2 separate regions of the Homo sapiens genome follow, and region 1 is linked to region 2. A link is an interaction called in ENCODE POLR2A ChIA-PET data of the cell type or tissue named here. Cell type or tissue: MCF 10A. All regions are shown on one strand. Each heading gives the region's core, and the rest is flanking DNA. Links, peaks and the distances in the headings are about the cores only. Region 1 overlaps LOC105375508 (a long non-coding RNA gene). Region 2 overlaps LINC-PINT (long intergenic non-protein coding RNA, p53 induced transcript).

The links. Peaks named below come from ENCODE experiments on the same cell type or tissue, not always from the same donor. Only the 100,000 strongest peaks of a DNase experiment are listed, where the experiment ranks them.
Region 1: POLR2A ChIA-PET joins it to region 2 with 5 read pairs; 2 of 35 experiments call an interaction of 5 or more read pairs at or near these places.

The regions. Positions count from the first base shown.
Region 1 is chr7:130,850,622-130,856,986 of GRCh38, reverse strand. LOC105375508 (a long non-coding RNA gene) reads right to left here. Exons shown (of 4, transcript XR_927978.3): 4 at 3,036-3,264. Among named protein-coding and RNA genes, the nearest start is that of MIR29A, 23 kb to the left of the region's middle. RefSeq lists an enhancer at 2,767-3,966. In MCF 10A, for the core only: no CTCF peak of the experiment used is centred there; a DNase peak (open chromatin) is centred at 3,196.
Region 2 is chr7:131,037,207-131,043,571 of GRCh38, reverse strand. The region is part of intron 3 of LINC-PINT (long intergenic non-protein coding RNA, p53 induced transcript); the gene reads left to right. Among named protein-coding and RNA genes, the nearest start is that of LINC-PINT, 70 kb to the left of the region's middle. In MCF 10A, for the core only: a CTCF peak has its summit at 2,951; a DNase peak (open chromatin) is centred at 2,951.

The DNA of each region.
Region 1 (6,365 bases), core at 1,609-5,608, 190 kb after region 2:
TAAAATTTTTTCAATGTCTCTATTAAATTTTTCTGATACATTTCTGAATTGATTTTCTGTTTTCTGGAATTTCATTGAGTCTCCTTAAAGCAGCTATTTTGAATTATTTGTATGAGAGATCACACATCTCTATCACTGTAGGGTTGGTCGCTGGCACCTTGTTTTACCTCATTTGTGAGGTCATATTTCCCTGAATGTTTTTGATGCCTGTAGAAGTACAACAATGTCTACATATTTAGGAATTAGGTATTTATTTTAGTCTTTGCATTCTGGCTTTGTTTGTGCCTGTCCTTCAGAGGGCCTTTCGGATTCTAAGCTGACTGACTGTTGTGTTCCCTGAGCCTGTGACCACTGCAGCCAGATATCTCAGCACTAGAGGACACTCCAAGCCCAGGCTTGCCGTGAGTTTCATGAGGACTCTGAGGTTGACATGGCTTTCCAGCCCAGATGGACCTAGAGAAGACCCCAGGCAGATACTGGACTGAGGGACCTGAGTCCAGAAAACTGTCCTTGTGGCCCAGACAAGTGTGTCTCCCAGCAGATCTCTGCATTTCTCAACTGCAGCAAGAGGAGATGGAGTTGAGACTGGACCACTTCAGGATCAGCTGTGAGAAGGAGCTGGTGGGCCTATCTCATTGTCTCAGATGAACATGCATCACCCAGCTGGTCCCTGTATGAGTGGGGTAGTTCCTAGACTGAAGCAGTAGGGGCTAGAGCTGAGACTGGGCCCCATGGAATGTGCTATGAGAGACTGGAGAGCCCAGTCTCAGCTCAGAGGGGTTTATATCACCCAGCAAGTTTCTGCACAAATAAGCTAGTTTCTTGTCTACAGCAGGAGGGGCTGGAGCTGAGTCTGGGTGTCCTTGGGATCTGTTGTGGGATGGAAGCTAAAGAGTCTGTCTTGTTGGGCCAGACAAGTACACATCTCCCAGCAGGTCTCAGCACAAATAGGATAGTTCCCTGGTTGCTGCAGAGGGCAGGGTGCAGCTGAGACTGAGTCCACTTGGGATCTGCTATGAGACAGAGGTTGGCAAGTGTGTTGGGGACATTCAGACTTCTGGGTTGTGAGATATGGGCAAGTCTCCTTCTGGGTCCTTGTATGAGCACCTCTGAACTGAGACATCAGCTGAGAAAGGCTGGAGCAGAGCCACAGGGCCACTTCCAGGTTCACTGCTGAGACTGATGTCAGTGGACAGACGAGTCTTTCTGCCAAGGCTCTAGTATGCGCAATTCCTTCTAGACTCCTTGGCAGATAGTTTCGGTTGCAAGCTCAAGGCCAAACAGGGCTGTAGCCAACGGCAGACCCCAAGGGGTCCCAGTCTCAGCTCTGGCCCCTCCTGCTGTAGCTGGGGAATGATCCTATCCATGCAGAAACTTTCTTGGCCATTTCCAGGCATGAACCTGGAAGCAAGCTCACCAGATCAACTGACCTGGGTGTTGGTCTGTACTTTCAAAACAACCCTCCTAGGTCTTGCGCCCTCTCAGGGTTTCACAAACTCCTATCTGAATCCTGAGGCTCCCACTGACAGACTTTTGACTGTAGATGGGTACAAAAATTCTTGTACCCATATTGTAGTTGGGGGATATGAGCAGGTTGCCTTCTATTTTGCCATCTTGGTGATGACACTCAGTAAATGCTTTCTTCATATTGACTTTCTGGTCCTGCTAATCTGTGAAATGGAGAGAGCCACTGTATCTCTTAGCTGTGTTAATCCAAATATCTGAGTGATCGTCCAAGACAAGGAAAGAATCTGACTACAAGGGCCCTGGAGGAAGACCCCTGGCCCCAGAATCATTTCTCTGCCTCCACCTCTCGATGGCCCTTCTAAGAGAAAAGATACATTTATGGAAGTACAGACTGATTCAGAAAGTGGGGGACATAGTGGAAGGGAGCTAACATCTGCTGAGTCCCCCGTGTGTCAGGTATGAAATGCAAACTCTCATTTTACCCTCACAGCAACTCAATGAAGGTGAGAATGTCTAGCTCCCTTTCCTAAGTACATGTACACAAACGTGGAGGCAATGCACAGTGTTGAGGTGTGCACTGCTTCCACGAAGTTGAGGAAGACCATTCTTGTTAATAATCAAGTACTTGCCCCATGTGACAAAATACATGCTTTCCTAAAGAAGTACATGAAGTTAAGTCACAGATGAAATCCTACTAATCTGCAGTTTGCATTTAAGCACTCAGTAATTCCAGGCATGGTGCTAAGCACTTTACCTAATCTCACTCAATCTTCACAACAAACTCTGCAAAACACATATATTATTATCCCCATTTTTCAGGTTAAGATATGGAGATTTGCCGAGGCTGAGTAATACAGTCAGGGTTGCACAACTACTAAGTGGCAGAGTCAGGATTTGAACTCATCTCTGCCTGACTTCCAAGGATCTCTGGGTCCTCAGACATAAGGAAAATCACAATGGAGAAAATACTTGTTATATATTGTAAGGAAAATATTATTTCCTAATAAAAATAAAAGGAGTCAAAATTACTGAAGTTGAACATCCCATCAAAGTTTCTCTGTCACCCTACAAGGTAGAGAGCAGTGGGAAAAAAAGGGACAGTCAGCTTTAAGTTTTGTTCCTTGATTTGCTGCCATGCTCCTTCAGGATAAGAACTCCTGTGGAATAGATCAGACTTGGATATGGAATTTAAATAGATAGTTCAAGTTTTTTTTCCCTCTAATTTCAGGCTTAGAATCTAGCAAAGTTAGAAGGGAAATCCTTCCACTGGGTATGTAAAATGTTAAACAAGCCCCTGAGAGTAGATGACTCTTTGCTTCTCTGACCTATACTAGAATAATATATAAAATGGAAACTGCAATAAATGAATAAAACCAAATGACACAGACACACATCTGCACACCCACTGTCTGTGTCCGAATGCTGATACACTGCAGGTACAGTACAGTGACAGGGTGTTCCTGGGAAGCCGATCAATGATTCCCTTCCACAGTTCAGGCTTTATTACAGGAGGTATTCATTAGCTAATTACAATTAGTCGAGTACCTTGGTGTGCCTTCTTCAAGAACTCCTTTAAATGCTCCTCTTTTATTCTATTTTCAAGTTCCAAAAGCAGATGCTTCTTTTATGGAAAAGCCTAATTGCTGTGGAATCTAATGCATGTCCTACTTCCATATCCAAATCTCCTCCTTCCTGTTTAATGGACAGCATTCTCATGACTCACCTTTGATTTATGGGCTGGAAGGCACCACACCTTTTTTCGGTCCTGCCTGCACATATTGTTAAGTGTGATCAACTCTGGAAAAAAGCATTCATGAGTTATGTCAATAATATGAGACACTAAAAGAGACTTGTCCTACAAACAAAACAGTAAATGACAAATCCAAGTTGTTTTAGTCCCATGTGCTTCTCTACCGCACCCTAGAGCCTATAATGATTCCGTTTTCTTCATATTTGTGGCACAAGGAATGCCTGAAAACTCATCCTTAGGTAACATGCGCCTCATTAGTATTTGTTCATTCTAACATTTTAAATTCTTTTGAATTGGCAAAAAGGAACAAAGAGAAGTGAAATTTAGATACCTAATAGATAGTGGAAAATAACAAAACAGCAGCCTATAAATCAATGGAATGTGGCGACTGTGTGTTCTGTGGTGGTGGTTCTTGTTCTGGATGGTATATATCTCTGAATAATTTCCCAGTATTCACCCAATTTGATGCTACTATGAAAAAATTATGTCTCTAAAATCCACATTCCAAATAACTCTTGTTGCAGATAATTCCCTTCTTCCCTTTTCCCATCCTAACAGAATACAATTTTGTTCAGAGGACGACGGAAAATATATCCCATTAAATACTTGCCTAACACACTGAGTGGCCTGTGACACAGGTCTGGTTAGTGATGCTGACAAAAGGCTTCTAGGTATTTATGTGAAAGCTCTTGTGTTTCTACTCAAGCACTGCTCCTTCCGCCTTGAGCGCTGATGTGAAGCCTAGAGCTGCGGCAGCCATCTTGCAACCGTGAGATGAGGAGCGTGAGAATTACAGCCTACAGCTAAGGGTGGCAGAGAAGAATGGCAGGAGCCTGGGTCCAGGATGGCACCACTGCCTCCTTTACTAGCTTCAGACTTCTTATTGCTTGAAATAAATGCCCATCACAATTGTTTAAGTCACTGCTGCTATGGTTCTTTGATGCTTGCAGGTAAAGGCTACAATAACTAATACAGGCTTACAGACACCTTAGCTTCTGTTTCTAAATTCCCAAATTAAAGCTATACATTTCTTTTAAATTCAGAAAGAAGCTAAGTAGCCGTGTTGCCCTTATTTGGGGTCTGGCATTGACACTCCACAACAGCCTCTTGCATTCATTACAATCAACTAGAGACAGACAAATACTGGAGTTAAATGGGGGAAAAAAAGAAATTATAAGCGTATAGGTAATTATGAATAGTTACTGGATCTCACAGTGAGGGACAACTATGTATAAAATCAATGGAATTATAACCTTTAGATGGGCAAAAACCAAGTCTGATGAGACCAAGTATTGCCAAGGTTGTGGGGAAATAAGATCTCTCACATACTGCTTGTGAAGTGGGTGGACTGGGCAACTACTTCAGAGGACAGTGTTTCCACATCTAGTAAACATACCTTCTGCTCCAGAAATCCTTGCACATGTGCACAAGGGCTATGCACAAGAATGTTTACTGTAGCACCATCTTGTAGCAGTGAAGCCCTAGACATAGTCTAGACGTCCATCAATAGGGTGATGGATAAAAACATTGTGATACAGTCTTAACATATAAAAACTAAAAAGCAAAACTCAGATCTCCACATCAACAGGGACGGATTTAGTAGCATGCTGAAGCTAGCTCATGAGAACTAAATGCTAACATTTCAGTTTTGTGAGCTGGCTGATGTTACTTCTATAGCTTGGTATAAGCTATGTTAAGAGTATTTACAACATGGAAATTAGCAAAAGCTACATATCATTCCCTCCCCACAAAAGCTGGTTGTTAAACATTTACTAGCACGTCACTGGACAGACTTCAAAAAAACAGTTAAAGACATGTTTCAGGGGAGAGGAAAGTTTCAGTGATGCAAGATGAATTAGTTGAAGAGATCTACATAGCATCGTATTAATACACAGTCAACAGTGCTGTATTATACACTTTAAAATTTATTAAAGATGAGAGTTTGTGTTAAATGTTTTCACCATACATGCACATATCCCAAAATAAAGGGACACAAGGAAACTTTTGGAGCTTATAGTTATGTCTGTTAACTTGACTGTGGTGATGGCTCCATGGATGTAGGCATATGTCCAAACTCATCCAACTGTATGCATTAAATATGTGCAGTTTATTGTGTGCCAGTTATATACCTCAATAAAGCTCTTTTTAGAAAAAAGGCAAGTTGCAGGATGAAAACAGTATGATAGCACATACCTAAAGTTTAAAGAACATGTTGAGACATGTAATATTTGTAATACTAATAAGATATAGTCTAGAAGGACAGATACCAACTTGTGATAATCATTATCTCTGGAGAGGGGCCACGTAATAGGTGTGGTAAAGGGGAAAAGGGGGCTTAGGTTTTTTAATCTGTTATGTTCTATTTACTTAAAAATATTTGAAGCCAAAACAATGCACTAATGTTGTTCATTTCTGGGTGGTAAATATAAAATGCTTACTCTCCTCTTTGTCTATTATTTAAATTTCAAAATAAAAGAGGCAAAATGAAATGAGAGTCAAAGAAAATTTGCTCATCACTTTTCATTGCCTGTTGATGAGAGTCTGCAGGAATCCCACTGCTGGTAGAGACGTAAAATGATGCAGCCACTGTAAAAGCTAGTTTTGTGGTTCCTCAAAAAATCAACATAGAATTACCATATGACCCACCCATTCCATTCTTAGTCATATACCCAAGAGATTGAAGAGCATATGTTCAAACAAAGTGTTTGTTTGAACACACACCTGTGTTGTACACAGTTGTTCATGGTATTATTTGTAGTGTTGTTTATAATAGTAAAAAGGTGGGAACAACCCAAATGTCCCTCAACTGCTGGGGAATGGATAAAGAAAATGTGGTTCACAACTACTAGGTTGGGAAGAATGAAAATATAACAAGTGTTGAGGATGTGGAAATATTGGAACGCTGCTACATTACTGTTGGAAATGAACAATAGTACAGCCACTCTGGAAAATACTCTGACGGTTCCTCAAAAAGTTAGACATAAAGCAACCATATGACCCAGAAATTTCACCCCTTAGTGTAACTTAAGAGAAATATGCATAGTCAAAAAAACTCTGTACACATGTTCCTCAACTTATGATGAGGTTACAACCTGATGATAAACCCATTGTAAGCTGAAAATCTCATAAGTTGAAAATGCATAATACA
Region 2 (6,365 bases), core at 1,360-5,359:
CCTGACCTCAAATGAGCTGCCCTCCTCGGCCTCCCAAAGTGCTGGGATTATAGGCGTGAGCCACCGTGCCTGGCCCTATCCTTCACCTTTTAGTTCTTTAGGAAGGAAATTGATGGTGGCTTAATACCTTTGCTTCTAGGCCTGGGTGTCCACCCACCTGACCCCAACTCCCATATATGTAGAGACATCAGGTAATCTGAGCATAAGATCCTTGCAGTGGTTGGGGAAGTGAAGCAGAGAGATGCCCTCTTGGAGCACTTCCATTTTCTGCACCAGACAGGAATCAGTTATCTCTGGGGTTAGTGACCTCACACCTTTGCCCCTGAATCCCCCCATATATAAAATAGAAGATTGAATTTTACTTACTTGGGTAAAAGTGGGCATTTTTCAGTTAGACATTTACCTAATTTTAATGAAAATACAATGACCCTAGAACATCCTGCCCATGATTCTGCCCAAGTTTATGCAAACAGAAAAAATTTATTTTGGAAAAAACCGGATCTTAAACTGAAATTCATTAAGCCATTTTTCCAAATAAAGTACCAGCTTAGTTAACCAAATTGTGCTTTTTCACTTTTTCCTTCCCTCAAAAGGAAATCCCTTATTCAACAAAAATTTGTGGAACACTCATATGTTTCAGGCACCCTGAAGATAAAGACACACCCACCTGCAAGGATAAAAGAAGCATGGCGGCGGGGTGGGGCTGGTATCCAGTCTGCTTCAAAACGGAGGAGGGGCATCCACAGAGAAGGGCTGGGGAAGGCCTTGCAGGAGGGCATGGAAGAGCCAGGTTGAGAGGGATGAATAGGACTTGGCTGTTATCCAGGTTGCAAGATGTTGGAAGGACTTTATCTAAAGCTGTGGCATTGGGATTAAAGAAGAGAGGTTGAGTCAAGAGATTCAGTGACTGGGAGTTATATGCCCTTTTGACTGGCAGGATAGGGAGAATATTGGAGAAAAAGGAGTCAAGGATTAGTTCAGCTTCTGCCGTGGCCTTCTCAGCAAGTGGTGGGGAATTCACTGAGGTGAGGAATACAAAATACTTGGAGGTTGCATCTGTTTGTTTTGCTTATTGAGTTAGGAAACCAGGAATTCACTTTGGAGGTTTGATCAGGGGAATGCAGCCTACGTTTGATTGGGCTTTAAAGCTGATCCTCTTTGCTCCATGGCCCAGCTCTGGGGGGGGACACACGTGGCACATCAGGCAGAAAGGGGCAGCTAGGGAGGTCTTGGCCAACTGTGGTTGGGCAGCATCATGGGCTGTAGTCTCACTTGTACAGGTGGAATCACTGTGGGACACTTCGGGGCATTTCCAGAGTGGAAAAATTCTTGCAGGTGAAAACCTGTCACATTGAAGAATTCAGTAGTGCTTTTGATAATTATTTTTTCTACTTGCTGTCTTGCCTTCTTCCCTCTGTATTTTTACCATTTATGGGAGTACATCTTTATATTTCTCTGGTAAAAGGAAGATGAAAAAGGTGAACTTTATAAAAGACTAACCAGTCCTTGACTTGTATAGCTCATTTAACTTTTAAAACCTGTAAAGGAGGTACTTTTCATCATATAAATTCATGATGAAGATAAATAAAATAGGTGTTTGGGAATCAGCAGGTTTTGAAATTTTATGACATGCCATTAACACAAAGCATAAATTCTTTTTCTTTTTCTTTTTTTTTTTTGAGACTGAGTCTCAGTTTGTCGTCCAGGCTGGAGTGCAGTGGCACGATCAAGGCTCACTGCAACCTCCGCCTCCTGGGTTCAAGCGATTCTCCTGCCTTAGCCTCCTGAGTAGCTGGGATTACAGGCATGCGCCACCACACTCGGCTAATTTTGGTATTTTTAGTAGAGACGGGGTTTCACATGTTGACCAGGCTGGTGTCGAACTCCTGACCTCAGGTGATCCACCCACCTTGGCCTCCCTAAGTGCTGGGATTACAGGAATGAGCCACCGCACCCGGCCGCATAAATTCTTTTATTCAGATCCATTGACATTAACATGTAAATAAGGATGACAGTTTATTATTTTGGAAATTCTAATTATTTGTCTTGTCCTTCAAAGAAGCGCTTTTGGTTACAAGTGGGTCCATAACACACAAAATAAAATTCTGTTTACGGCTGGGCGCGGTGGCTTACGCCTGTAATCCCAGCATTTTGAGAGGCCAAGGCGGGGGGATCACCTGAGGTCAGGAGTTCTAGACCAGCCTGGCCAATGTGGTGAAACCCTGTCTCTACTAAAAACACAAAAATTAGGTGGGTATGGTGGTGTGCGCCTGTAATGTCAGCTACTCGGGAGGCTGAGGCAGGAGAATAGCCTGAACCTGGGAGGCGGAGGTTGTAGTGAGCCGAGATTGCACCATTGCACTCGAGCCTGGGCAACAGAGCAAGATTCTGTTTCAAAAAAAAAAAAAACAAAAAAACCCACAAAATTACATACTTTTTGATAATATTGAAAAATAAGTATGGAAAATGATTCTTCTTAGGAAAATTTATGCCCATTATTCACTTCGCTGTTTTGTTAATGATCACGAATATATTAAACTGAAAATACAAGCTAAGCAGCTGCTTTGAAACTACATCAAAACAGTAGAAGTTTAAAATTAGATTCTTCTTATTGCATTAAATGCATCTTTCAGTAATATGTGGTCACTACACTACCTGCTTTACAGGTATTCTTGGAAATTTGGTAACAAAAAGAACAGGGTGAATAGATGTTGTAGATCATGAGGTATGGTGCAAAGTGCATGGCCTTGGGATAGGGATATCAGACATCTGAGCTGAATCTCAGTTCTCTGGTTGTTATGCCTCGAGGAAGTAAGTTGCTGGACCTCAGTTGTGCTGTTTCCTGGTCTATAAAATGAAGACAATAAAGAACCTGCTTCAGTGCGCTAAAACTCAAAGGACTTCTTGGGCTTGAGCGCTGGAGTAAACAGGCAGTTTCCCTTTGTACCACAAGAGGGAGTGCCTGTATAGATGTTAACCTGAGCTGAGGTTTGGATTTCTTTCTAAAATGTCGCTGAAAATTTAGGAATAACTGGATTACTGGGAAAACGTTAAAGAAAAAGATTTTTTGACAGTGTCAGGAGAAAGAGGAACTCGAAACACATAATGGGTTAAGAGGAAGGGATTACGTATAAAATTCCTTTAAGGTATGAAAAGCTTTGTTGACAGAGTGTTACATATTTCATTCCCAGTCAACAATCTTTTATTGTCAATGTCTGACCATGTTGATATATTTGTTTTGTTTTTCTCCTCCTTTGTAACTGTATTATAAATTTTTTATATTAAACAAATATAGAACTTAAAATTTAGTTTCTTAGTAGTAGTCCTGAATAATTAACATCAGTTGAAATTGGATTGTTTGTGCTCAGTGCCTTGGATATGTACAAAACCTGTTTGCTTCAAATTAGTGAGTTAGAAAATATTTTAATCTTTTCATCCTGCTCCCCTCCCACATACTTTTTTTTCCCCTTTTATTTTGAGCTTCTAGATCCTTTTATGTGATGTGTTGCTGTCATACATAGCTCACATTGGGTGGGAACAGAGAAGAACATTGTTTCCGTGGCCCAACCCTAGGGACATGGAACTCATTTTATTATACAGTGAAATTTTAAAATTTGAAACCAAGATCAGATCTCAACAAACAGAGCGAAATTGGCAATTGTGGAATTATCTAACAAATTTAGGGAAAAATCCAGTTGTATCTCAGTTATGTGAATGTGTCCTTCGATTTACAATTTTCAGGTAATCTCTTTATTTTGCTGGTATTTTTATTATACATAGAGCACATTGTTTTATAGAACTGTAATTATACCATAATACTTTTTGTATTGGGAAATGTTGAGAATTTAGAAAGAACAATCCTAGGCATTTCCTTTTGCTCTGTATTCTTCTGTTTAGAAGTTTTCCCTGTGGTTTGTTCCTGGCAATTAAACACTGTTCAAATTCAGAGTCAGACTGCCCTGGCTCAAATCTTGGCCCCACGATGTGTGAAACTTGACAAAGTCAAAGTTATCACTATAATTTCGGTCACTTGAAATCCAGTAATTTCTTGAGCAGAAGAAAGGGAAGTGGAATTACTGTAGAAATTATGCATAGTTTTATATTATCTGTGTAGTAGCCTGTTTAAAGTGATCATTGCTAGTGCATGGTATAGAATTACAAACTTGTAAATACTTCTCAAGATTGCCACTTTAAAAAAAAAAGCAAAAAGAGCTCTGTAGCCCTATTTTTTTTTTTATTTCCAACAGGAAATTTGTTCTTGTTTCAAAATGTGGGAACACCCATTATTCTCTGTTGGCCACATGAATGTCATCCATTTGTTTATTGCAGCAGAAAAAAAGTGAAGAATGGTTGATACAGTGGCAAGCTGTTCCTTTTAGGTTACTTTAAAAAGTCATGGAATTTCGGATATACAAAGAAAGCATAAGGAATACTCTAACCAGTATATATGTATACAGTATCCAGTATAAGAATGAAAATGTAATGTAGTTATTAAAACATTATGTGTGTGCTTCCACAAGCCTGTCCTCCTTTCTACCTTCCAGAAGTAACTTCTCTCTTGAATTTGGTGTTCGTCATTCTGGTGCATGCTTTTACAGTTTTACAAAATACACACGCATTCCCAAACATAAATAATACTGTTTCACAACATAAATTGTATTATGGTACATGTTTTAAAACACGATATACATTGTATCTGTTGCAAGTCAGGTTCCAAGGGAAATGGAACTCAGAAGATTAAGGCTGGGGGCCACCAGTGCCTCATGCCTGTAATCAGCACTGTGGGAGGCCGAGGCGGGCAGATCACTTGAGGTCAGGAGTTTCAGACCAGCATGGCCAACATAGTGGAACCTCATCTCTACTGAAATACAAAAAATTAGCCAGGTGTGGTGGTGTGCACCTGTAATCCCAGCTACTCAGGAGGCTGAGGCAGAAGAATCACTTGAACCTGGGAGGTGGAGGATGCAGTGAGCCGAGATCAAGCCACTGCACTCCAGGCTGGGTGACAAAGCAAAACTCCGTATCCAAAAAGAAAAGAAAAGAAAAGAAGATTAACATGTAGGAAGTTTGTTAAGGAGATTTTAGGATTCACACTTGTGGAATAGGAGGAAGCACAATTGGGCCAAGGGAGAAATTGGGCTGTGGTGTCCGATCACAAGATAGGCCTCAGCTGATCCCAAAGGGGATGCTGAAGGTGGGGTAGCCCTTGAGGATGGTACCACGTTGGGGTGAGGGGCCAGGCCTTGGTAGCTTCACATTGACCAGTTATGGGAAGAAGGCTACCCCTGAAGAAGGGATGAGACCTTGGTGAGGTGACTCTTTCAACTGAGGGCTGTTAACTTGCAACACCCCTAGAAACTGGGGGATAAGCTCTTCAGTCCTAAAGAGAGACCTGAGCAGCCACCTCAGTATTCACTACAGTCTATATTGTGTACATTGTCTGAGCCTGCCCTTTTTGCTGTATATTATGTTTTTGGAGTTTACTTATATTAATATCTGTAGCTCTAGTTCATTTATTTTAATTGTTTTATGGTATTCAGTTCTTCAAAATATGTCACAATTTTAAAATATATTTTCCTATTGAGAGACTTTTAAGTTTTTACAATTTTTCACTATTAAAAAATGTTGCTATATGAATTCATTTATATTTCTCCTTAGTGCACACACCAGAGTTCATCTGGGGTATACAACCAAAAAATTACCAGGTCTTAGGGTATGCACAATTTCAAACTTAATAACTAGAATGAAATTGCTCTCTGGAGTGGTTGTATCTCACCCCGTGTCCTCATAAACACTTGGTATTGTCAAGTCCTAATTCTACCAATTTGATGGGTGTGAAATAGTATCTCATTATAGTTTTATTAGAGTTTGGTTGATAACTAGTGAGTAATATCTCATTGTAGTTTTATTAGAATTTGGTTGATAACTAGGAAGATTGAGAATTTATGTGTTTATTTAGCTATTTGGGTTTCTTCTGTGAAGGACATTTTCTAATCATGTGATTTTTCTGTTGATTTCTTTTAGTGATTTGTAGGCAGTCTTTATATATTCTGCATATCAATTCTTTGTGGTCTATATGAGTAAAAATATCTTCTGGTTCGGGGCTTGATTGTTAACTTTTTAAATAATGCCATTTGTTGAATAAGAGTTTTCTTTTAATGTCATCCTTCCTTTGGGCATTGTTTCTGGGTATATTATTTTAGAAATTCTCCCTTAGGCTGAGGTCATATAAAATATCCTCTGTTTACGATTAAAAGTTTTAAAGTTTTGCTTTTCACAATTTCACCTGCTGTCCCTCTAAAATAGTTTTGTGTATAGCATGAGGTATAGTTGCCTAATTTTGTTTTTCTCATGGATGACCTGTT